Regions from separate parts of the Homo sapiens genome. Here region 1 is linked to region 2. Evidence: chromatin loops called from intact Hi-C (ENCODE). Cell type or tissue: CD4-positive, alpha-beta T cell. All regions are shown on one strand. Each heading gives the region's core, and the rest is flanking DNA. Links, peaks and the distances in the headings are about the cores only.

Evidence for each region. Hi-C counts contacts between places; a loop is a spot of excess contacts. Peaks named below come from ENCODE experiments on the same cell type or tissue, not always from the same donor. Only the 100,000 strongest peaks of a DNase experiment are listed, where the experiment ranks them.
Region 1: a loop joins it to region 2, with 1.8 times the contacts of the local background. A loop is called at or near these places in 4 of 110 quality-filtered maps.

Annotation. Positions count from the first base shown.
Region 1 is chr5:56,176,261-56,188,970 of GRCh38, forward strand. It overlaps ANKRD55 (ankyrin repeat domain 55), which reads right to left. Exons shown (of 12, transcript NM_024669.3): 3 at 7,252-7,374; 4 at 1-22. Among named protein-coding and RNA genes, the nearest start is that of ANKRD55, 51 kb to the right of the region's middle. RefSeq lists a silencer at 3,202-3,496. In CD4-positive, alpha-beta T cell, for the core only: no CTCF peak of the experiment used is centred there; a DNase peak (open chromatin) is centred at 7,431.
Region 2 is chr5:56,106,094-56,118,803 of GRCh38, forward strand. ANKRD55 (ankyrin repeat domain 55) reads right to left here. Exons shown (of 12, transcript NM_024669.3): 9 at 10,522-10,689; 10 at 5,025-5,689. Among named protein-coding and RNA genes, the nearest start is that of IL6ST-DT, 120 kb to the left of the region's middle. RefSeq lists a silencer at 10,789-11,083. In CD4-positive, alpha-beta T cell, for the core only: no CTCF peak of the experiment used is centred there; no DNase peak of the experiment used is centred there.

The sequences.
Region 1 (12,710 bases), core at 2,533-10,532, 70 kb after region 2:
GCATGCATCAAGGGCGTGCATCCTGGAATGAGACATTTCAACAGCCTTTAAACATGTGTGACCCATGAAACTGATGAGCAGGCTTTATTGGCCTGTTCATTTATTTTGCTATTTGCAATACAAACCCAGCTGTTTGTATGGGACTGAAGGGAGATGAAGCTGATTGTTGCTACATCTCTATAAACTATGTATTTTTTTTACTGGCTCTTTTCAATCTTCTGCAATTTTGCAATAATTGGCTGAGTAAAACATTTTGGGTAGATGATAAAAATTGCTTATGACTGTGTCAGGGATCAGCATAATTTAAGACATAACAGGCAGATTTATCCTGACTTGGCTTGAACCATGTAGAATCTAGGAGTGCCTTTGGAAAGCCGCTCTATCTAGGCAGATGGGTTCAGCACACTTTTATAGGGGGTGGCAGGTGTTAAGGGGCAGCAACAGTACCCAGCCTTGGATTGCACAAACTCTTGCTGAAAAAGTGGCCACCTGTACTGAAATGCTTCTCTGTTTTCAGAATCAATATAGGTCAAGGCATTTAGTTTTTTATGTGTTTTCTTTCTGAATAAAAATAGAGATGAAATTACACATTTTGATGAACTTTGCAGGGCTGTTGGAACAAGCCAGCCTCATGAAGCAGGATCCAGGTGCTTCTTATTCCTTCAGGTGAAGAACTCAAACCTCAGATTCACTCCTTGCCCAGTCGAGACTTGTGTAGATGTCTTTGGACTGGAGATTGTGATTCTTCTCCAGATGAACTGCAAGCTATGACCCTGAGAAATCCCCAAGAAAGGGTAAATCCCAAGATTTCTGTTTTCACTGAAAGAACACCGAGTTCAGAGTTGTGGCTGAGTCTTAACTTCTAAGTGTCCCTTTTGCCAAAGTTTTCTTTAATATTTGAATTTGAACATTGCCTGGAGGGAGTGATGAGCTTTGCAGTGCAGTCCCTAGGACACCAGAAATTGAGTTGCAGTCGGCAACTCAATTTCTCTCCAATTTTTTTCCTTCTGAAACTCTTTCAGTCATCTGTACTGGGAAAAAGCAGCAATGAAGTGCTATGTCTTAAAATAGTTGCAAAATTTCCTTCCTTTCCCTTCCTCCCTTCCTTTCTTCCTGTCAACAAGTGGTAATTATAACTATTGAGAGAAAAAAAGGACATGCTGCAAAAGGCAATTATTGAAGCAATCTGTGAATCTGAAATGCTCAGTAAGTAAAGCTAAAGAATCCCTAGATAGGCCGGGTGTGGTGGCTCCTGCCTGTAATCCCAGCACTTTGGGAGGCAGAGGTGGGCAGATCTCTTGAGGCCAGGAGTTCGAGAACAGCCTGGCCAACATGGTGAAACCCTGTCTAAAAATTCAAAAAAAATTAGCCGGGCATGGTGGCACGCACCTATGATCCCAGCTACTCAGGAGGCTGAGGCAGGAGAATTGCTTGAACCCGGGAGGTGGAGGTTGCAGTGAGCCGAGATTGTGCCACTGCACTCCAGCCTGGGTGACAGAGTGAGACTCCATCTCAAAAAAAAAACACACACACAAAGAAACAAAAACAGAATCCCTAGATATTGTTTTCATAAAATTACATGCTATGTCTGGCTAATTTACATCTATCTTGAGAGCCTAGCTTACATATAAATTTCTTCAGGGAACACCTTCCTGACCCTCCATTGTGAACTGGATGTCCATGTTATAATTTTTCATCATCCTTCATTTTTCTCTAGTAATTCTTTTAATATTTTACAATTATGTATTGATTGAGCATAATCACGTGTTTAAAATTTGTCTCTTCTAAGCTATAATTCGAAGTGGAAGGAACCACATCTCTCCTGCTCATCACTGAATCCTCGGTACCAACCACTGTACCTGGTACCGGGAAGATATTAAACAGCAATTCTGAAATGCATAACCAAATGATTACTGAACAAATCTTTTCTTTCTTTTTTTTTTTTTTGAGACGGCATCTTGCTCTGTTGCCCAGGCTGGAGTGCAGTGGTGTGATCATGGCTCCCTGCAGCCTTGACCTTCTAGGCTCAAGCAATCCTTCCACGTCAATGTCTCAACGTACGGGGATTACCGGCGTGAGCCACTGCATCTGGCCCAAATATTTCTTAAGTTTAAAATAATTTTCCTGAGGTGTCTCTAACTGAGGTTTAGGGAGGAATGACAGATTTATCTCCAAATGGGGTTCCAAAATTTATTTTAAGTTGGTACATTTGTCCTTGTAGAAAATAGAAAAAAAAAAACCCTCAAAATAAAACAAGTAAGACAGTACAGCATTGTTCCTGTATGTAAAATTCATATATAAAAGAAAAGGTCTTCCTTAAACAAAAGCAATAGGAAAAGTAACAAAAAACAAAAGCAACAACAACAAAAATACGGTACTTAGGAATAAATCTAACCAAAGAAGAGCAAGACTTATGTGGATAAGAAGTATAAAACTTACTGGGTGACATAAAAGAAGAACTAAACATGGGAAGATACTATGTTTATGAAGGAAAAGACTCAATATAATAGAGCTATCAATTTCCTGAAAATGAATCTATACATTCATTGCAAGTCTAATAAAAACTCAACAAAGCTGTTGTGAAACTTGAAAACCACTTCATACATATCGGATTAGCAATTATAAAACATCTGAAATGCCAGGTGTTGTCAAGGATTTGGGAAACTCTTACATACTGTTGGTTAAAGTATAAGTTGGGACAACCATTTTTGGGGATAAATGTGGCAACATTTAATAAAATCATAGGTGCTTATACCTTATAACCCTGTAATTCCACTTCCAAGTTTATTTCATAACGAAAATTTCACATTGATGAACAAAGAGATATAATCAAAGATGATAATGAAGAACTAAACTAACAAGAAATGGCATAAATGAACATTAATAGAGAAATACATAAATTATATTTATGCAAAGAAGTGTCATAGAGCAATTAAAATGTCTGAGTTAAATTAATCCAGATCCACTTGAATAAATCTTAAAGACATAATTTTGAGTGAAGAAAGCCAATTGCAAAGATACACACTATTATTTATGTAAATTTTATAAATCAAAATAACAACAGATTGCTATAAACCCAGGAAAAATAGTTCAAGCACAAAAACAGAAAAAGGAAAGATATACACCAGCTTCAGAATAGCGGTTAGTTATTTTAGAGGAATGAAGGGAAAAGGGGTGGAATCAGAAAAGAATAAAAAGGGCCTTCAACTGCTCTGTAACTTTTTTCCTTTAAAAAAATCCAAGGAAAAGATTGCAAATTGTCAAAATTGTTAAATTCTGCAAAATAAAGGGTGGAGCAACTTGGTTAGGTAAGGTGTGCAGGAAGGTAGCCTCAGCATCTTGCGTCCTTAAATGATCCACTTTGCCACATGGTAAAGTGTTCAAGAACTTTAAGACATCTGCACTACAAGATAAGGAGCAGAAACAGCACTAACCAAGGACACAGAATATTTGGGTTCCAGTTCCAACTATTTTATTAGCTATGAAACTTTGGCTAAGAAACTTAGCCACTTCGAGACTCATTGTCTTGTCCTGGGTGGTGCAAAGTAATTACAGTAAGGTTATGAAATTCCAAAAGCAACAATAATAGCTTGTATTTATTGAGTGTTTATTATGTATCAGGCATAACTTTGAATACTCTAGATGGATTAACCTAGCTAGTTTTGATTTTTATACTGTCTTAGTCTGTTTTCTGTTGCTGTAAATGAATACACGAGACTGGGTAATTTATAAAGAGAAGAATTTTATTTCTTTCAGTTCTGGAGGCTGGGATGTCCGAGGTTGAGGGGCCATATTGGGTGAGGGCCTTTTTGGTGGTGGGAACTCTCTGCAGAGTCCTGAGGTGGTACAGGGTATCACATGGCAAGGGAGCTCATGAGAGATGACCAAACTAGCTTTTATAACAGACCCACTCCCATGATTACTAACCCACTCCCACAATGACCCATGAGTGGATTAATCCCAATAATCTCCCAAAGGTTCCACCTCTCAACAATACTGCATTGTGGACCAGGTTCCCAACACATGAAATTTGAGGGAACACATTCGAACTATAGCATGTAGCTTGAATGTAGTTGAAATTGGGTATACTGATTCCTTCCACTTTATTCTTTTTCAAAATTGTTTTAACTATCCTAGTTCCTTTGTATTTCTATACACATTTTAGCTAATCTTGTCTATATACACAAAAAATCTTGCTGGGGTTTGGTAGAAATTGTGGTCTCCATCTCATGCCAAGATGTCTCTTCAGAATTTGCGCTAAATCTGTACACAGATTTGAAGAGCACTGCATGTTTACTATGTTGAGCCTTCTAGTCCACAAACATGGTATGCCTTTCCATTTATTAAGATCTTTGATTTATTTAATTAGCACTTTATAGTTTTCAACATACAAGTTCTGTACATATTTTATTGTATTTGCACCTAAATGTTTCTTTTTATTGAGTGATTTTAAATGGTATTATGGTTTAAAATTTTGATGTCTGCATGTTCATTGTTTGTATACAAAAATAAAATCTATGTCTTGTACCCTGTGACCTTGCTGAACTCACTTAGTTGTAGGAGTATGTTGGTAGGTTCCTTAGGAGTTCCTATGAAGACAATCAAATTGTGCAAAAAGTAATAGTTTTCTTTTTTCCTTTTCAAGATGTATGCTTTTGGCCGGGCCAGTGGCTCACACCTGTAATCCCAGCACTTTGGGAGGCCAAGGTGGGAGGATCACCTGAGAGGTCAGAAGTTTGAGAAGAGCCTGGGCAACATGGTGAAACCTGTCTCTACTAAAAATACACAAATTAGCTGGGAGCAGTGGTGAGCACCTGTAATCCCAGTTACTCAGGAGTCTGAGGCAGAATTGCTTGAACCCGGGAGGTGGAGGTTGCAGTGAGCCAAGATTGCACCACTGCACCCCAGTCTGGGTAAAAAATGAAAGATGTATGCTTTTTATTTCCTTTTCTTGCCCTTTTGCACTCATATTAAACTATGCTGAATTGGAGTGGTGAGAGTGGACATTCACACCTTGTTCCAGGTCTTAGGGGCAAAGCACTCAAACTTTCACCGTTAAGTAAAACCTTAGCTCTAGAGTTGTTGTTGTTGTTGTTGATACTCTTCCTTATGTTGAAGAAGCTCTCGTCTATTCCTATTTTTCTGAGATTTTTATTATTAATATGTGTTAAATTTTGTCTAAAGCTTTTTTTGTATTAATTGATATGAACATGTGATTTTTCTGCCTTAGTTGGTTAATTCGGTGGATTACATTGACTTTCAAATATTGAACCAGTCTTACAGCCCTAACATCCCTAAAACAAACCCTACTTGGTCATGGTGTATGATATTCTTTTTGTTTTTGTTTTGAGATAGAGTCTCGCTCTGTCACCCAGGCTGAAGTGCAGTAGTGCGATCTCGGCTCACTGCAACCTCCGCCTCCCGGTTCAAGCAATTCTCGTGCCTCAGCCTCCCCAGTAGCTAGGATTACAGGCTTATGCCACCGTACCCAGCTAATTTTTGTATTTTTAGTAGAGACGGGGTTTCACCGTGTTGGCCAGGCCGGTCTTGACCTCAAGTCCTGATCTCAAGTGATCTGCTTGCCTCGGCCTCCCGAAGTGTTGGGATTATAGGCGTGAGCCACCGTGTCCGGCCTATTTCTGTATATTACTGAATTCTATTTGCTAATATTTGGTTAAGGATTTTTAAATCTACATTCATGAAGACCACTGGTCTATAGGCTTATTTTTTTTTTACATCGTCTTTGGTTTTGATAGTGAAGTAATACTAGCTCATAAACATAACTGAAACGTGTTTTCTCATCTCTTCTTTTTGGAAGAGATTATGTGGAATCGATGCTGGTTATTCTTTAAAAGTTTGTAGAAATCTGCCAGGTGAGGTGGCTCATATCTATAATCTTAGCACTTTGGGAGGCCAAGGTGGGAGGATCACAAATCTCTGGTGAAATAATCTAGTCCTGGAGATATCTTTTTCGGGGGGGATTTTAAAATTATGAAGTCAATTTCCTAATTATAGGGCTCTTCAGATTACCTATTTCTTATTGGCTATTTCTTACTGTTCTGTTTTCAAGTTCATTACTTCTTTCCTTTGCATCCTCATTCTGCTGCTGAGCTTATTCACTGAGTTTTACCATTGTGATGATTGTATTTTTGATTTTTAAAAATTCTCATTTGGTTTTTCCTTATGTCTTTTATTTCTTTGCTGAGACTTTCTATTTTTTTCTTTAGTTTTAAGCATGTTTTCAATTGCTCATTGAAGCATTTTTGTCACGGTTATTTTAAAATCTTTGTGAGATAATTCTAACATCTCTTTCATTGGCATCTGTTGATTATTTTTTCATTCAGTTTGGGATCTTCCTGTTTCTTGGTATGACGAGTGATTTTTGATTGAAACTTGGACTTTTGGGGTATTATATTATGAGATTCCTGATCTTAAACCTTTTATTTTAGCTGGCTTCCATGGGCACTGCTGTAAAGGGGAAGTAAAGGGGTGCCACCTCATTATTGCAAGGTGGCATTAGAAATCCAGGTTTCCTACTCAGTCTTTGCTGGAACGAGTGGGGCTGGAGCCCCATGGCTTTTTGTGGTGTTTGGCTGGAGTAGGGACTTATTGTCTAAAAAGTGTTCTGTCTTTCTAGGCTGTTTCTTTCCTGGTCCTTTTGCCAGAGAGAGAAGGCTTTTGTTGTTTTTCTTGCTGTTTGGTCTGTGCCTGTTGACATTTCTGGGTTGCCAGCTTCTTCAGCATCAGCTCTGGGAGAGACAAGGCAAGAAGAAAACCCTGGGCACTTACACCATGTCATTCCTTGAGTCAGAAGATCTCAGCTCATCTGTCATTTTATCTTCATCTTCCAGAGTCTTTTTATGTTTACATATAACGTCCAGGGTTTTTAGTTGCATTTAGCAGAAATAATACCAAAGAAATGCATCTACTCCATCTTCCCAGAAGCAGAAATCCTTGCTCTTTGCCTTTTACAGTTACATTTTCTCAACATCCATTGCTACCAAAAGTAGCCTGCTCTTTCCGTACCTTTTCCTAACTACTTGACCTATCTATTTTGGTCATTCATACAAAGATATTGAAAACAAACTCAAACTGATGACTTCATTATAAGAGGCGATGTGGTACCTGCACATAGGCACAGTATCAAAATGGCTGGTCAGATATACATTTATTAACATTGCTCATGTCTGAAGGCCATCTCTAAAAAAATAGAGCAGAACATTCTGGATTCAAAATGCATACATATCTCACCTTCACTGTCACAGCATTCTAGGATAGAAGGGTCTTCCCGAATCACTGCAGTCAGAGCATTGACATCTCCATTAGAGGCTGCTTGATAAACCATGGTCAGGTCAACTTCCTCAGATGAGTCACCTTCATGCATAAAACAGACACAATGTTAGTGTGTGGAGCCAGTTCACTGAAAGAATAACAATACCCAAGTCGTCACCCACACAAGTGATTCATTAAAACTTCTCAAGTGAATCCAGGCAGAAGTCTGGGTCATCCTGGCTACACACTCCCTCACCACTTCTGAAGAAAGGTGGATCACTCATGCCATTTGTAACACCGCCGTGTATTGGAAAGGAACCTGAGGGATTGGATGTCATTTGAGATTTTCTGATTATTTCCAGGCATTCAGGCTTCTCGAAGCCAGGGAGCCCAGAGAGGAAAGTGGGAAGTGGGGCCCTCATCTTGGTTCTGCATTGCCCTTTTTGATCTGGAACATGTTCCTTGTCCTCCCAATAACTCAGTTTACTACCTTTCAAAGAGACATTGTGCTCTCCATTCTCCGTTCTCCAGATGTGGAGGGTGAGGCAGCCTTTCCCACCCTATTCTGTACCCTGAGGACTGACCCTTGCCGAGTGCTCCACCCAGGCTCCCTCACCCTTTTGCTTGCCCATGAGAGGCACGGGCAGGAGCCTGATGGGGAGAAGAGAGAGATGGGACATTTCTTCCTGCCTTCCCCTAGTGCCGTGTTCGGCAGGAGCCACTTCTCTCCCAACAGGAGGCTCTTTCTTGGCAGAGCCAGTCTCTTCCTCTGCAGAGTCAGTCTCTCTGGGTTCCCTGATAAAATGGTCCCCTCCCATCCTTCTTAGCTGTAAGGATGGGATTGGCTTCCCACTGATGTTAGTCTGTGGAGCTTCAGCATCCCTAGTTCATTCTTTCAGCCCTGCGTCATCTCTGCAAGCTGTCCCTTCATGAAAGTCTCTTCATTTCAACCACCTGAGATTTCATGAGAGGGCATTCCCAGAAGAAACAGAACTGTAGGCAACTCCTTTGAATTTGGTAGCCACCTGCATTATGCCTTGTGCATGCCTGAACCAACTAATAGCATGGTCAAAGGCAACATCAGGCCAGGCATGATGGCTCAGATCTGTAATCTCAGCACTTTGGGAGGCTGAGGTGGGAGGATGGCTTGAGCCCAGGAGTTCGAGATCAGCCTGGGCAACACAGTGAGACCCTCTCTCTACAAAAAATTTAAAAATTAGCTGGGCATTGTGGTGGGTACCTGTAGTCCCAGGTACTCAGGAGGCCGAGGCAGGAGGATTGCTTGAGCCCCAGAGTTCAAGCAGTGAGCTATGATTGTGCCACTATACTCCAGCCTGGACAACAGAGTGAGACCTTGTCTTAAAAAAAAAAAAAGAAAGGCGACAACAGAACTATGGGTCAAGTGGGGCTGGGTGCAGTGGCTCATGCCTGTAATCCCAGCACTGTGCGAGGCCGAGGCGGGCGGATCACTTGAGGTCAGGAGTTCAAGACCAGCCTGGCCAATGTGGAGAAACCCAGTCTCTACTAAAAATACAAAAAAATAAGCCAGGTGTGGTGGCATGTGCCTGTAATCCCAGCTACTTGGGAGGCTGAGGCAGGATAATTGCTTGAACCCGGGAGGCAGAGGGTGCAGTGAGCCGAGATTGCACCACTGCACTCTAGCCTGGGCGACAGAGCGAGACTCTGTCTCAAAACAAAACAACAACAACAAAAGAACTGTGGGTCAAGTGGAGAACGGGGAGGACTGGGAGGTGAGTTCTGCTCAAGAGGAGGCCTCCAGGGAGAGGCTGTGTTGATCAACTCACACCGTTCCTCCCATGCACGCCTCCTCTGCCCCTCAAGCATAGCCACTGTTCAGGTGTGGTGGCTCACGCCTGTAATCGCAGCACTTTGGGAGGCTGAGGTGGGTGGATCACCTGAGGTCAGGAGTTTGAGACCAGCCTAACCAACATGGAGAAACTCCGTCTCTACTAAAAATACAAAAAATTAGCTGGGCCTGGTGGTGCATGCCTGTAATTCCAGCTACTCGGGAGGCTGGGGCAGGAGAATTGCTTGAACCCGGGAGGTGGAGGTTGCGGTGAGCCCAGATGGCGCCATTGCACTCCAGCCTGGGCAACAAGAGTGAAACTCCATCTCAAAAAAAAAAAAAGTAAAAAAAGAGAAAAAGGTTTTTTTAAGTTGTGTTTTTCTGCTAATGTGGATATTATGTCAAAGATACTTTTTAGTTTTCAGTTCGAATTGATCTTTCGTTGGCAGTGGTCCTAACCCTTTGCCTCGGTTTCTCTGTCCCAGTATTTTTGGGAAGTCATAAGTGCCGGTTGACCTGTCTGTCCCCAAAGGAACTTGTTATTGGAAATGATTCACTTATGACAACAAACTGTTTTGTAAAGTGAGTAGTTGTTCCCTAACTTACTCACAGTAGTATTTTGTTGTTTTCGTTTGTTTGTTTTAGTCAGACTCACTTGCACATTTGCCTGGGGGCCAGAAGTGAAAGAGGAGGGGTGTCCAGGTCAAATGCCACTCCTGTGATGAGCGCAAGGACTATGGAGGCAGACAACCTCAGTATCAGCTTGCACTGACCAGCTGTGTGGATTTGGACCGTCCCCTCTCCAGGCCTTAGTTTCCTTGTTTTTGTTTGTTTGTTTGTTTATTTGAGACAGGGTCTCGTTGGGTCACCCATGCTGGAGTGCAGTGGCGTGATCTTGGCTCACTGCAGCCTTGACCTCCCAGGCCCAAGTGATCCACCCATCTCAGCCTCCTGAGTAGCTGGGACTACAGACATGCACCACCACGCCCAGCTAATTTTTGTATTTTTTGTAGAGATGGGGTTTTGCCATGTTGCCCAGGCTGGTCTCTAATGATCCTCCCATGTTGGCTTCCCAAAGTGCTGTGATTTATAGGCGTAAGCCACTGTTCCTGGCCAGTTTCTTTGTCTTTAAAATGAAGGTAATAATGATGATAATTAGGATAACTACCTACCTCTCTTATAAGTTTGTTGTGAGGAAAAAAATGAATTAATATTTAATTCTGTGTGCTTTTAGAACAAGGCCTGGCATATAATAGTGTATATATTTGCTGTGACTACTGCTACTTAAAAAATTTTTTTTTGGTGCGTTTAGAAAGCATTAGAAATCTGGGACATGTAGAGAAAATAGTCTCTTGTTGATGATGATTAGACAAAAAGTCCATACATTGCACAGAACATTAGTCCCCATTAGGAACCTTCCTAGGACTCTAGACATTTTGTTAAGATTTCTCACAGTATATTTGGGCACAAGAAATAGGGCCCAGAAACAGGACAAAGATGGAGCTGGTATCTGGTTGTGTGACCACATCCAAAGATGCTGGTGGTATCACTTCAGGAGGAAGATCCTGGTGGTGGGCTGAGGAGCTCTGTGTTTAACAGCCTGTTCATATGTTATATAATGTGCCTATATAACAGACATAAATGTATTCACAATCCGTTCATCACTGAGTGCAATAAAATATGCAAGGCACATTCATCACACTGTGGACCACATACAGCTGAGAGAAACAATGAATGCATTGCCTGATAGAATTATGATCCCCAAAATATCTTGCCAGAAATCTAATTAGATAGTATTTAATAGAGCTAAAGGTAGAGTAACATATTGAAAGACAGGACCAGCTGGATGTCCTAGGCTGACTAAGAATCCCTAAGCCTAGCTGGGAAGGTGACTGCATCCACCTTTAAACACAGGGCTTGCAACTTAGCTCACACCCGACCAATCAGGTAGTAAAGAGAGCTCACTAAAACGCTCATTAGGCAAAAACAGGAGGTAAAGAAATAGCCAATCATCTATTGTCTGAGAGCACAGCGGGAGGGACAATGACCGGGATTTAAACCCAGGCATTCGAGCTGGCAACGGCTACCCTCTCTGGGTCACCTCCCTTTGTATGGGAGCTCTGTTTTCACTCTATTAAATCTTGCAACTGCACACTCTTCTGGTCCGTGTTTGTTACGGCTTGAGCTGAGCTTTCGCTCACTGTCCACCACTGCTGTTTGCTGCTGTCGCAGACCCGCCGCTGACTTCTATCCCTCTGGATCCAGCAGGGTGACCGCTGTGCTCCTGATCCAGCGAGGCACCCATTGCTGCTCCCAATCGGGCTAAAGGCTTGCCATTGTTCCTGCACGGCTAACTGCCTGGGTTCATCCTAATCGAGCTGAACGCTAGTCACTGGGTTCTAGGTTCTCTTCCGTGACCCACGGCTTCTAATAGAGCTATAACACTCACTGCATGGCCCAAGATTCCATTTCTTGGAATACGTGAGGCCAAGAACCCCAGGTCAGATAACACGAGGCTGGCTACCATCTTGGAAGCCCCCCGCCACCATCTTCGGAGCTCTAAGAACAAGGACCCCCGGTAACAATATCTTGGTCCACAAAATATCCAGTTGAACTGATTGAAGGGTGGTTAAGTATGTAGTTTTTGCACTCAACTTCCCCTCTCCCTGTTGATAAGGTAAACCTGATTATTCTCTAGGGACTACTTCCTCTCCTCTTCTAGCCCACAGGCTGATTCAGTGGAATTGGCTATATCCCTGGTCAGGGGCAGAACATGTGGCTTAGAACTAAGCCACTCAGCACTAGCATTATCCTGGCCATGGAGATGGATTCAGGGATGTGACCCAATTAGAGCCCACGAAAAGCAATGATACGTTTGATATGTTGACTGGGGTTGTCGAGAACAATACTGTTGCTTTATTCTACCACCCATGAACCTGGAAGCCACCTGGTGACATCTTTCTCTTACCAGAGAAAGGTGGAGATATTTTCTCTGCCCTGCCCCCGCAACCCCGCCACCCCCCTACAACCAAAAAAAAAGAAAAAGAAAAAAGAAATCTTAGCCTAGGTCAATCTCCCGAAGCATTTCCCCAATGTTTTCTGGTAGTTTCATGTCTTACATTTAAATCTTTAATCCATTTTGATTTGACTTTTGTATATGGTGAGAGATAGGGGTCTAGTTTTATTCTTCTGCATATAGATATCCAGTCTTCCAGCACCTTTTATTGACGAGACTGTCCTTTCCCAAATGTATGTCTTGGTGCCTTTGTTAAAAATGAGTTGACTGTAAATGTGTGAACTTGTTTCTGGAATCTCAATTCTGTTCCATTGGTCTACGTGGCTGTTTTTATGCCAGTATCATGCTATTTTGGTTACTATAGCCTTGTAGTATAATTTGAAGTCAAGTAATGTGATGCCTCCAGCTTAAGTCAATTTACATAGATTTTGTGTATTCGTTTGGATTTTCTTTTTAATCACTGAAAAAGTTCTGACTGATAAAACGTTTTAAAAAAGAACTTGGAGTTTTAGCTGGAAAATTAGCTCTATAGAAATAAACAGCGTTGTAATAAATTAGTAGGAAGTCTGGCTGAATTACCAAATCTAGTAGCCATATTGAGGGCAGTGATAGGCC
Region 2 (12,710 bases), core at 2,856-10,855:
AATGTTCAGGGCTGCTGATGTAAGCATTGGATAGTGGCTGCCTGGAATTTTAACAGCAGCACTACTAACTCATATTATTTCTACCAAACCCAGGGCAGGAAAGGAGGAAATCCAAAGATAAAGGGACAATCCAAGTTCAAGTCAGTGCTATAGTGGGATGATTTATCCAACTGCTTTACCACATTAAACTTTCACATAAAGTTTCAACTCTCCTAGACTAACAACAACGACAACACCCACTTCAGTGTAGTGCAGAAGCCTCAGTGATCTCAAAACAATTATTGTTAAAAATGATCACAAAAATAAAATCCGTAAGGCTAGGAAAGCTTTTTTTTTTTTTTTTTTTTTTTGAGACATAGTCTTGCTCTGTCGCCCAGGCTGGAGTGCAGGTGCGATCTCGGCTCACTGCAACCTCTGCCTCCTGAGTTCAAGCGATTCTCCCACCTCAGCCTCCACAGTAGCTGGGACTACAGGCGCCCGCCACCACACCTGGCTAATTTTTGTATTTTTGTATTTTTAGTAGAGATGGGGTTTCACTATGTTGGCCAGGCTGGTCTCGAACTCCTGACCTCAGGTGATCCGCCTACCTTGGCCTCCCAAAGTGCTGGGATTACAGGCATGAGCCACCACACCCAGCCTTAGTGGCTCATATCTATAATGCCAGCATTTTGGGAGGCCAAGATGGGAGGATTGCTTGAGGCCAGGGGTTCTAGACTAGTCTGGGTAACAAAGTGAGACCCTTGTCTCTACAAAAAAATGATGACAAAAAAATTAGCCAGAGGAGGAGATGTGTCTGTAGTTCCAGTTACATGGGAGGTTGAGATGGGAGGATTGCTTAAGCCCAGGAGTTTGAGGCTGAAGTGAGCTATGATCAAGCCACAGTACTCCAGCCTGGGTGACAGATCCTATCTCTCTCTAAAAAAAAAAAAAAAAAAAAATCCCTCACTCTCTTTTGATAAATCAACTGTGATAAACACTCAGCAATCATTTAATGTTTGATCAAATGACTAAGCTCCTTTCCATTTTTGAAACCCTATGACTGTATCTAAACATGAGAAGAAAGTCAATTTAAAGTCAGTTGCAGAAGCATTTTAGTAAATCTATACCCCTTAAAGCTGATTTATAGGCTGAAAACACTTGGGAAATTTATCTTATCATGACTCAGTTGCCTAGAATGGCTCCTAGTTATAATCAGCACTCAGAAAAATTGGTTGAAAAAAATATTTGATATAGGCAGATTCCATTGGAGAAATTCACCTTCCCCTTTCTGCTATTCTGCTGTCCCAGGATTTTTCTAGTTATTTCATTGTGTAAGTGAGCAAATCCCCAAACCACGTTTATTGAATTTCTTTTTATTTCAAATAAGATGGAAATTTTTGGGTGGCACATGTGTCAGAATGTACTAACTCTCCATCTAATATCTCCTCCCTCACTTAGAAACAGAAATCCAATTTTGGAGGGATAGCAACGTGGCCAGCTAAAAGACTCCTTGTTGATAGCTGTGAATATATGACCAAAGTTTAGAGGCCAATGAGATGCAAGCGGAAGTGTGGCACTTAAGCCAGATGAGTTCTTAATGGGAGCTGATTCACATGGGGACACGCATTTTTCCCCCTCTCTACTTCCTTCCTCCTGCTCCATCAGCCCCTCGAGGAGAGAAGCCATACATTAGGTGACGGGGCACATAGATGGAAAGAGCCTATGTTGCTTATGATTGTGGAGCCACCAAATGTCTGGGAACTGCCTACTTCAGACTTCTTTCATGTGATAGCAATAAACTTTTTTTTTTTTTTTGAGACAGGGCCTCACTTTGTCACCAAGTCTGGGGTGCAGTGGTGCGATCTTGGCTCACTGCAACCTCTGCCTCCCAGGCTCAAGTGATCCTCCCGTCTCAGCCCCCCAAGTAGCTGAGACCACAGGCAAGTACCACTACTCCTGGCTAATTTTTTTTGTATTTTTTGTAGAGACGAAGCTTAACCACGTTGCCCAGGCTGGTCTTGAACTCCTGAGCTCAAGCAATCCACCTCCCTTGGCCTCTCAAAGTGCTGGGATTACAAGCCTGAGCCACTGCACCTGGCCGTGATAGCAATAAACTTCTATGTTGTTCAAGCCCCTGTGACTTTGGGTTTCTTTTACAGGAAGCTGAACCCCATCCTAACTGATGTAAAAGAGACAGGCCAAGGCTGTCTTTGGAACGGAAAAAGAACAAGATTTTCAGATTTTCACATGATTTTCATAACAGAAGGTATTCGTTTGGCCGGGACAGGCCTAACTCTGGAAAACAGGATGGGTTGAGGCCCTGAAGTGTCAAAAGGTGGCAGACCACTGTGTTCCCTTCCTGATCCTTCTGCAGAAAAAAATGCAAACACTACCCATGCCACCAGCCAAGTGCTTCAGTGCTTTGTGGAGGAAGCAAAATCTTGACTGGAGTTTTTCTCAGACATCAGGAAACAGCCTTAATGTGCTTATCCATATTTATCCTGTGCCTAAATATGTATACAAATATGAGTGAGGGAGCCATATTCTACTTCAAAGGCTTCAGGCACTGGGCACATGTCAAAGGGTGAAGAGAGTCAAAATCAACTGCATATTAAACGCAAAGGAATTTTGCTCATTCTGAAAAAATATATGGCCCTTTTCTACTTTTTAAAAAAACATATTGCAGCTGGGCACAGTGGCTCACGCCTGTAATCCCAGCATTTTGGGAGGCCGAGGCGGACGGATCACGAGGTCAGGAGTTCGAGACCAGCCTGGCCAACATAGTGAAACCCCGTCTCCACTAAAAATCCAAAAATTAGTCAGGCGTGGTGGCACATGCCTGTAATCCCAGCTACCTGGGAGGCTGAGGCAGGAGAATTGCTTGAACCCAGGAGGCGGATGTTGCAGTGAGCCGAGATCATGCCACTACACTCCAGCCTGGGTGACAAGTGAGACTCTGTCTCAAAACACACACACACACACACACACACACACACACACACACACACCCCACCGCCCAACAAAAACCCCCATTGCTGTCTTGGTCTTTCATTTTTCTACTCTTAGAGAAAAATGGCTTCAAGAAATAAATTATTTTTTCTCTTAATCCTACTGTAAGAAAAACAACTGAAAGATGTTTATAAAGCCTGTCTGACACTCCATGGAGAGACGGTGGAGTGGTGTGGACTGGACTGAACTGAACTGGGGACAGTGGTGTCTAAGTGGACAGTGGTTACTCAGATCCAGCCAATTATTGCCATTTGGGAATTTGGGTTTAGTGTTGCCAGATTTTCTAGTTTTTCGAGAGAAGCTAGAATTCTAGATTTTTATATAAAATTTCATAATTTAAAAATATTGACAATTTACTTAAAAACAAGCCAAGGTACTGTGGCACCGAACAGGTTTCGGAAGCTGTTTTGCAGCCTCTGCTTTTGAACAATGGTTCAAAGAATCACCTGTGGATCTTTTTTTTTTTTTCTGTAGAGATGGGGATCCTGCTACATTGACCCCCTGCCTCAACCCTTCAAAGTTCTGAGATTACAAGTGTGAGTCACTGTACCCAGCCTATGGATCATTTAAAAAATAAAAATAAATTCTTTAGTGCGATAAATTTATTTATAAGGTGGGGAATAGATACATATACATTTGTATAAAAATATAAATTCTATGCCAGGCGCGGTGGCTCACGCCTGTAATCCCAGCACTATGGGAGGCTGGGACGGGTGGATCACGAGGTCAGATCGAGACCATCCTGGCTAACATGGTGAAACCCCATCTCTACTAAAAATACAAAGAATTAGCTGGGTGTGGTGGCATATGCCTGTAGTCTCAGCTACTTGGGAGGCTGAGGCAGGAGAATCGCTTGAACCCGGGAAGCGGAGGTTGTAGTGAGCAGAGATCGTGTCACTGTGGAGGTTGCAGTGAGCTGAGATTGCACCACTGCACTCTAGCCTGGGCGACAGAGCGAGACTCCGTCTCAAAAAAAAAAAAATCTTTATCTATATCTATCTATCATCTATCTATCTGTCTATATAAATTCTTAGGCTTGGTGTGGTGGCTCATGCCTATAATCTCAGCACTTTGAGAGACCGAGAAGGGAGGATTGCTTGAGGCCATGAGTTCACCACCAGCCTGGGAAACACAGTGAAACTCCATCTCTACAAAAAAAAAAAAAAAAATAGCCAGATGTAGCAGTGCGCAACTGTAGTCCCAGCTACTCAGGATGCTGAGGCAGGGGGATCGCTTGAACCCAGGAGACAGAGGCTGCAGTGAGCCATGATTGTGCCACTGCACTCTAGCCTGGGTGACAGAGTGTGACCTTGTCTCAAATAAATAAATAAATACATTCTTTAGTGTGATACATTTATTTAAAAGGTGGGATATGTACATATTTCATATCTAAAAATGGAGACATATATGTGGGTAAAATATCTCTGGAAGGATAAACAAAAAATGCATTTTTTTTTTTTTTGACATTTAGCTTTGGATGAGGGGCACTGGATAGCTGGGGAAGACGCAAGAGGGAGAATTGCTTTACAACCCTTTGGTATGTGTTGAGATCTAACTCACAAATGTGCAAATGTGTTACCTTTCTACATGTGTCCACACAAGGCATGGCCATTTTCCCTGTTCCCTCACCAAGATTTTGGTTCAGTAGGTCTGGGGTGGAGATTGAATGCCTGATTTAAAAACAATCACACAAACAAACTCCTCACAGGTATTTGCCACACACTAGTTAAGAATCCTTGCTAGTGGAAATAGTAATATTCTTGCTCCAATCTGGTACATACCACACATATTTGCTGGGGAGATGAGAAGGCACATATTTGTACTTGATGATTACTTGAAGAGGGGAGAAGCAGAATGTTTTCACAGCTCAGAAATCTCAAATCCAGTGCACTTTGGGAGAAAAGGTGGCTCTAATCACTCATTTTATTCTCACCCTGCCTTCTAGGCTATTGTCACTCCAGTTCCTAGCTTAAAACTGTACGGGACATTTCCAGTATAGAGCCTGCTGAGAATGAACATGAAATCAAGGACATTACCTGATGATGGATTATGTAGATGGCGAAGGTGTGGTGGCACGGAGACCTCTTGGTGACCAGGCCGGACACTGAGCAATCTGTCCAGCAGCTTATCAGAAGAAGACACAGTCCAAACTTTGTAGGAAAATACCTGATTAGAATCACTCTTCCAGGGGTTATCTAGTAACATCTGGCAGCCAGTTCTGTTATTTAATAAATCCTGCTCACTTCGACTTTTCTGAGATCGCTGGGCCATATGATGAGGAGCAGAGCTCAGGCCTGCATGGGAAGTGGCCCTATGGGAGGCTGTTAGGAAGTTATTGCCCAGGGTGATGGGTGGGAGACTCTGCGTTCTGATTGGTGGAAGCCCCTTACGGGCCAGCGGTTTCTTTTCTGGTAAGAGATATTTTGAATTGTCTGAGGTTTTCTTCTTAAATTCAACCATAGCCACCTGATCACCAGGCTGTTCTTGGCAGTTGGTACCCACGATGCTATCAAAGGTGGTGATGATGTCATTGACTTCTGAGGTGTCCTCCTCTCTGTATCGGTCCCTGCTGGGATCCTTCTGATGGGCTCTCTGCTCTTCTTTCTTGTTTTTGCAGAATATTTGGTTGAGCACGTTGAACCGTCTCTCCTTCTTCTGGGGCCGACTGCTCTGGGAGGGAGGGGGTCGAGTAGGCTCTGTTCTATGCGAATATAAAAGAGCAGGGATGATATGTGAGTATGGGAAGTAGAGACATCACTCACCGAAATACCGACCCCCTATTCCACATGCTTCATCAGGTTTTCTGAGATCCTTCCTAGATACCTCCAAAGCCTTCTCAAGTTAAAGGCAGTGTGAAGAACTCACAGTACCCCTGGCAATCCCGCCCAGAAGAGGCTCTTTACCATGGGCAGTCTTTGCCCAAGGAGGACGTTTCTTAGATTTTTCTTGCTCCTTCAGGGGATATCCTTTCAAAATTTACACCTAGATCATCTGTTTTCAACAAGAGGTTAACTAAACTGAAAATTAGCTGAAAGTGTTGTTCTCACATCTCAAGGACAGTCAGTAGGCACGCAAGTTGAAGTCAGAGATGAAGCCTAAGGGTTTGAGTTCAGGCTTCAATGAGCAGAAGGATGGAGGAGGTTGCTGAGGTGGGGGGAATGTGGTTTTAGGCTTTCTCTGACAGAGATCCTAGAAAACCTGGACCGAGTGCTGACCGACTGACATTATCCCCCTCAGAGACCCCTCCCCATTTTAAACTAAAACTTTCCTATCGAAAAGTACTTTTAAAAAAAGTATGCTGAAGAACAGGTACGGTGGCTAATGCCTATAATTCCAGAACTTTGGGAGGCTGAGGCAGGAGGATCACTTGATGTCAAGAGTTTGAGACCAGCCTGGGCAACATGGCAGGATCTCATCTCTAGCAAAAAAAAAAAAAAAAAACAACCAAGGAAAGAAGCTTTAGTCTGGGCTCCAGCGAGGGAAGAGGAGGAGTGCATGACCAAGGTCGGGCGTGGCTGCAGAAGAAAGTGAGCAATGCCCAATGCGCAGGCAAATTATAAAGGAAAAAGGCCAGCAGTTGTCGAGAGGTTCCCTGAGGCAAGATTCTGTTTGTGTTCCTTAGAAAATTCTGTGTGATTCTCTTTTGAGGCTCCAATTGACTTAATGCTTTCTGCGGTATGAATTAACGATGAAACCTGACCCGTGTGTGTGCCCCTGAGTCAGATTGCAACACTACTTTCTGGAGTGAGATATCGCAATCTGCAATTTGAAAAACATCACCACTTATTTTGGATGCATATAATGAATGTTTTCTCTACAGGTCACACAGTGCATCCTTTGAATTTTTATTCCATGATGTAGTCTTATCTTTATTCTTTCACCTTCCAATGGGCTTTTTGAAATACTGAATTCTAGACTCCTAATACCACCAGAGAGAGAGCCCCAGGGCACTTCCGACGCTCAAGTTTCCCTATAAAGAATATGTCTGTGTGAATTGATGCTATTGCAGCATCTTGTGTAAGCCATCTCCTCCTCCTGTTACAGCTTGTGCTTTAGGCCTCTGGGTCTCAAAATGGGGTCCACTGAACCCTTGGAGAGGGATCCCCGACTTTTTAAGGGGTTTATGGCATTAAACTCTATTCATAATAACATCACAACGTTATTTGTCTTTTTCACTGTGCTGCCTTGCATCGATGGTGCAATAGAGGTGGTGGGTAAAATGGTGGCTGCCTCAGTACAAATCAGGACAATAGTGGCATCAATGTACTTGCAGAAAAAAAAAGTCCTTTAACTTAATAATGTCCTTGTTTAGGGAGTACAAGTTATTAATTTGATTAAATATTAACTTGAGTACACTTGTTTGACAAAATAAGAAGCACTCGTAAGCAATTCTACTATATACGGAGGTGTGATGATTGTCTTGGGGTAAAGCAGCTGTGCAATTGTTTGAGTCGCGGGCTGAACCGGACACTTTTTTCACGGAACACCATTTTTATGCCTTGCAGACAAACTGTGGTTATGTAGAGCTAAGTATTTGCAGAAATTTCTGCAAAATAAATAAAGTGAAATACACAGAAACAGAGAGTAAAACAGTGATTACCAGAAGTGAGGGTGAGGTGGGGGAATGGGAGGTGTAGGTCGAAGGGTACAAAGTTGCAGTTGAGTTCAAGTATTTCTCGTGCTTCAGCCTCCCAAGTGTCTGGGATTACAGGTGCATGCCACCACGCCCAGCTAATTTTGGTATTTTCAGTAGAGATGGGGTTTTGCCATCTTGGCTAGGCTAGTCTTGAACTCCTGGGCTCAAGTGATCCACCCACCTTGGCTTCCCAAAGTGTGGAGGTTACAGGCGTGAGTCACTGCGCTCGACCCATCTGACTAGGTATATTTATATCAAAATATGTATACTATATATATATATATATATATATATATATACAATAAAAATATATTAAAATGAATAAAGTGGGCCAGGCGTGGTGGCTCACGCCTGTAATCCCAGCACTTTGGGAGGCCGAGGCGGGTGGATTACCTGAGGTTGGGAATTAGAGACTAGCCTGACCAACATGGAGAAAACCTGTCTCTACTAAAAATACAAAATTAGCCAGGGGTAGTAGCACATGCCTGTAATCCCAGCCACTCTGGAGGCCGAGACAGGAGAATCACTTGAACCTGGGAGGCAGAGGTTTCGGTGAGCCGAGATCGTGCCATTGTACTCCAGCCTGGGCAACAAGAGCGAAACTCCATCTCAAAATAAATAAACAAATAAATAAAATAAAACGAATACAGTGAATATTTCATTTCAAGATAAATAACTGACAGTTATTGTAGCCAATGACAAAAGTCTAGCTTTCAAGCAAAAACTAGAATTTTGGAAAACTTATATTCACATTGTAAGCTTGACACCATCTCAGTATATAAAGCTTGTCCAATAGATTGGTGGTGATGTTAACAAATGTGACTTTTTGATATTGTATAATGAAATGTGTCATCTGGAAGATCTTTATAATTAAGTGAACCAATATTTTCCAAATGACCAATGCAAGGTGTTAATAAAATCACGCATGTGTATAAGACCCATTTAAAGTATAAGGTATAGTAATGTATTCTAATGTGACAGAGTACAAAAAATTCATTGATATGGTGAGAATCCACATTGCAATTAACCTTTAAGAAACTGCTGCTTGTTAAGTTTTGGTATCGTATCAAAGAAAAATACACACAATTATCTGAAAAGCCTATTGAGATACACCTGCCTTTTCCAACTACGTATTTATATAAGGCTGGATCGTTTTTATATACATCAATCAAAACATGATACTGTGGCTGGGTATGATGGCTCACACTTCTAATCCCAGCACTTCAGGAGGCTAAGGTGGGAGGACTGCTTGAGGCCAGGAGTTTGAGACCAGCCTGGGTAGCATAGTGAGGCCATCTCTACAAAAAAATAAAAAACCAAAAAACAAGAAAACCCAGCTGGGCATGGTGGCACATGCCTAAAGTCCCAGCTACTCAGGAGGTTGAGGTGAGGGGATCGTTTGAGCCCAAGAGTTCAAGGTTGCAGTAAGCCATGATTATGCCACTGCACACCAGCCTGGATGACAAGTGAGACTCTGGTTCTAAAAATAATAATAATAATAAATAAATAAATAAATAAATAAGCAAACCCCCAAACCAAAAAACAAAACACATTACATCGCAACAGAGAGAATGCAAAGAGTAGATGTGGAACCCACTTTATTCTATTTTTTTTTTTTTTTGAGACGGTCTTGCTCTGTCATCCAGGCTGGAGTGCAGTGGCACTGTCTCGGCTTACTGCAACCTCCACCTCCCAGGCTCAAGCGATTCTCCTGCCTCAGCTTCCCCAGTAGCTGGGGTTACAGGCACGCACCACCACATCTGGCTAGTTTTTCTGTTTTTGGTAGAGATGGGGTTTTACCATGTTGGCCAGGCTGGTCTAGCTGAACTTCTGACCTCAGGTGATCTACCCGCCTCAACTTCCCAAAGTGCTAGGATTACAGGTGTGAGCCACCATGCCCAGCCCGCAGCTGTATTCTATTAAGCTTGTATTAAGCTACCAAAGAGAGTTGCCAAAAATATAAAACAATGCTGCTCTTCTCATGACAATATTTTTGTTTTGGGAAATAGAAATATTAAATAAAACATTTTATTTTTAATTAAAATATGCTATTTATGTTCTCATGTAAATGTAATGTTTATTATTAATTTAAATGGATAACAATGCATATTTTATTAAAAATTTCTCATTTTAATTAATTAATTAATTTTTTTTTGAGACGGAGTCTCACTCTGTCACCCAGGCTGGAGTGCAATGGAGTGATCTCGGGTCACTGCAAACTCCATCGCCCAGGTTCAAGCTATTCTCTTGCCTCAGCCTCCCAAGTAGCTGAGATTACAGGCACCCACCACCATGCCTGGCTAATTTTTGTATTTTTAGTAGAGGTGGGATTTCACCATGTTGGCCAGGCTGGTCTCGAACTCCTGACCTCAGGTGATCCACCTGCCTCAGCCTCCCAAAGTGCTGGGATTACAGGCATGAGCCACCGCACCTGGCCGCTCGGTTTTAATTTCTAATGCCATAAATATTGACGGGTTTGACTCTCATAAACTAAAGTTATCTGGGGGCCCTTAATAATTTTTGAGAGTGTAAAAGGGTCCCGAGAACGAAAGTTTGAGACTCATCAAATTAGGCAAAAGAGGGATTCAGAGGATTTGCCAAAAAGGGAAGAGGAAAGAGAGAAAAGGAAAGAAGAGATTCAAGTTCAGTGAATATTAGGCTGATGGATTTGGATTCACTACTATCATTTTGCTCCAAGAGCACTTTATTCTGTGTTAGATAATGGCAAACGTTAATTATAGAATCATTTAATGTCTTTAATACTATGTAACATTAATTATATTATAAAAGTATAATAATATTATTATTGGTTTGCACCTTGGCAATTTAAAACATTTCATCCAAATTTATAAATAGTTGAGAAGAATAGAAAAATAACTGGCTCCTGTTGTACTCACCTGCTCTCTTGGGAGAGGAGTTTGACACACGCCGTGTGACCGCAGTACAGGGCATAGGCCAAGGGCGTGCTCTCATTGATGTCCCGCAGGTTGCTGTCCATTCCCAACTCCAGCAGTGACTGGACACATTCGGCCTTCCCTGCAGCTGCAGCCCAGTGCAGAGGTGTCCTGGAGGGGCCATGTGAAAAAAGCACAAGCGTCTGAGCATGTGAATTGTTCAGGCTGCTTAGCCAGCAACAGCTCCTGCTCAAAGTCAGGTTGAGGTAGGGAAAATCTTGTTGCCATTTACAGTATAGAAATAGTAAGTGTTAAATGAGCCCGAAGGATGATGGTGGACATGTGTAGGGGCCTCTCCTCTAGCTCTAAGTATTCCCTGCCATCTACACTCTCTGGCCTTTCTAACAATTTCCTAGAAGAGGAAGTAGTGGGTCAAAGGGTATGAACAGTTTTGAGGTTCTTTATACATAGTGCCAAACTGCCTTCCGGAAGATTGAGTCAATTTGTCCTCCTACTAGCTATGTTTCTCCTCCTTCTGTAATACTGAGTATTGTCACTAACTTTAAAAATCTTTGTCCATTTTGGTAGGCAAAATATGCTTCACTGTCATTTTCCTTTTTATTTAATTTATAGTAAGGTTTGAACTTTTGAAATATAAGTTTGTTTGCCATTTGAGTTTCTTCATTGAAATGACTAATGCCTTTTGTCATTTTTCTATTAAAGTATAAGTGTTTTTCTTACTAATTTGTATGTGCTCTTTATATTAAAGGCATTGGTCTTTTATAGGTTATGTTTATGAAAACATTTTCTGTAATTTGTTACTTGACTTTTAATTTATTTTTATTTTTATTTTATTTTTTGAGACAGAGTCTCACTCTGTCATCCAGGCTGGAGTGCAATGGTGTGGTCTTGGCTCACTGCAACCTTCGCCTCCCAGGTTCAAGCGATTCTCCCACCTCAGCCTCCTGAGTAGCTGAGATGACAGGCACATGTTACCACACCCGGCTAATTTTTGTATTTTTAGTAGAGACGGGGTTTCACTATGTTGGCCAGGCTGGTTCTGAACTCCTGAACTCATGATCCACCCGCCTTGGCCTCCCAGAGTGCTGGGATTATAGGCGTGAGCCACCATGCCTGGCTGACTTTCAATTTTTAAGTGATTTTTCTATAAAACTTAAAAAAAAATCACATTTAATTCCTTATTCATTTTTTCTTTCTTTCATGATGTTATGTTTAAAAAGTCCTTCATGGCTAGGCACAGTGGCTCACGCCTGTAATTCTGGCACTTTGGGAGGTTGAGGCAGATGGATCATCTGAGGTCAGGAGTTCAAGAGCAGCCTGGCCAACAAGGCAAAACACTGTCTCCATTAAAAATACAAAAATTAGCCAGTCATGGTGGCATGTGCCTGTAGTCCCAGCTACTCAGGAGGCTGAGGCATGAGAATTGCTTAAACCCCAGAGGCAGAGGTTGCAGTGAGCCGAGATCATACCACTGCACTCCATCATGGGCGACAGAGCAAGACTCTGTCTCAAAAAAAAAGAAAAAAGTCCTTCATTGGCCAAAAGGTATAAAAATATTCACCAGTATTTAAACCTTTATTAAACTGTATAACCAGTGTTTTCTTAAGAGAATAAAAAGACAAGCCATAGGCTGGGAGAAAATATTTGCAAATCACATAGTCAACAAAGTATTACTAATACTGGTAATTAGTATATAAAATCTTTCAGAACTGGCTGGGTGCGGTGGCTCACACCTGTAATCCCAGCGCTTTGGGAGGCCAAGGCAGGTGGATCACAAGGTCAGGAGATCGAGACCATCCTGGCTAACATGATGAAACCCCGTGTCTACTAATAATACAAAAAATTAACCAGGCATGCTGGCGGGCCCTGTAGTCTCAGCTACTTGGGAGGCTGAGGCAGGAGAATGGTGTGAACCGGGGAGGCAGAGCTTGCAGTGAGCCGAGATCATGCCACTGCACTCCAGCCTGGGCAACAGAGCGAGACTCCATCTCAAAAAATAAATAAAATAAAATAAAATAAAATAAAATAAAATAATAAAATCTTTCAGAACGGAACAATAAGAAAATAAACCAATTTTAAAAATTAGCAAAAGATCAGAATAGACATTTCGTCAAAGAAGATATATGGATGGTAAATAAGCACATGAAGAGGTACTCAATAACATCTGTCAT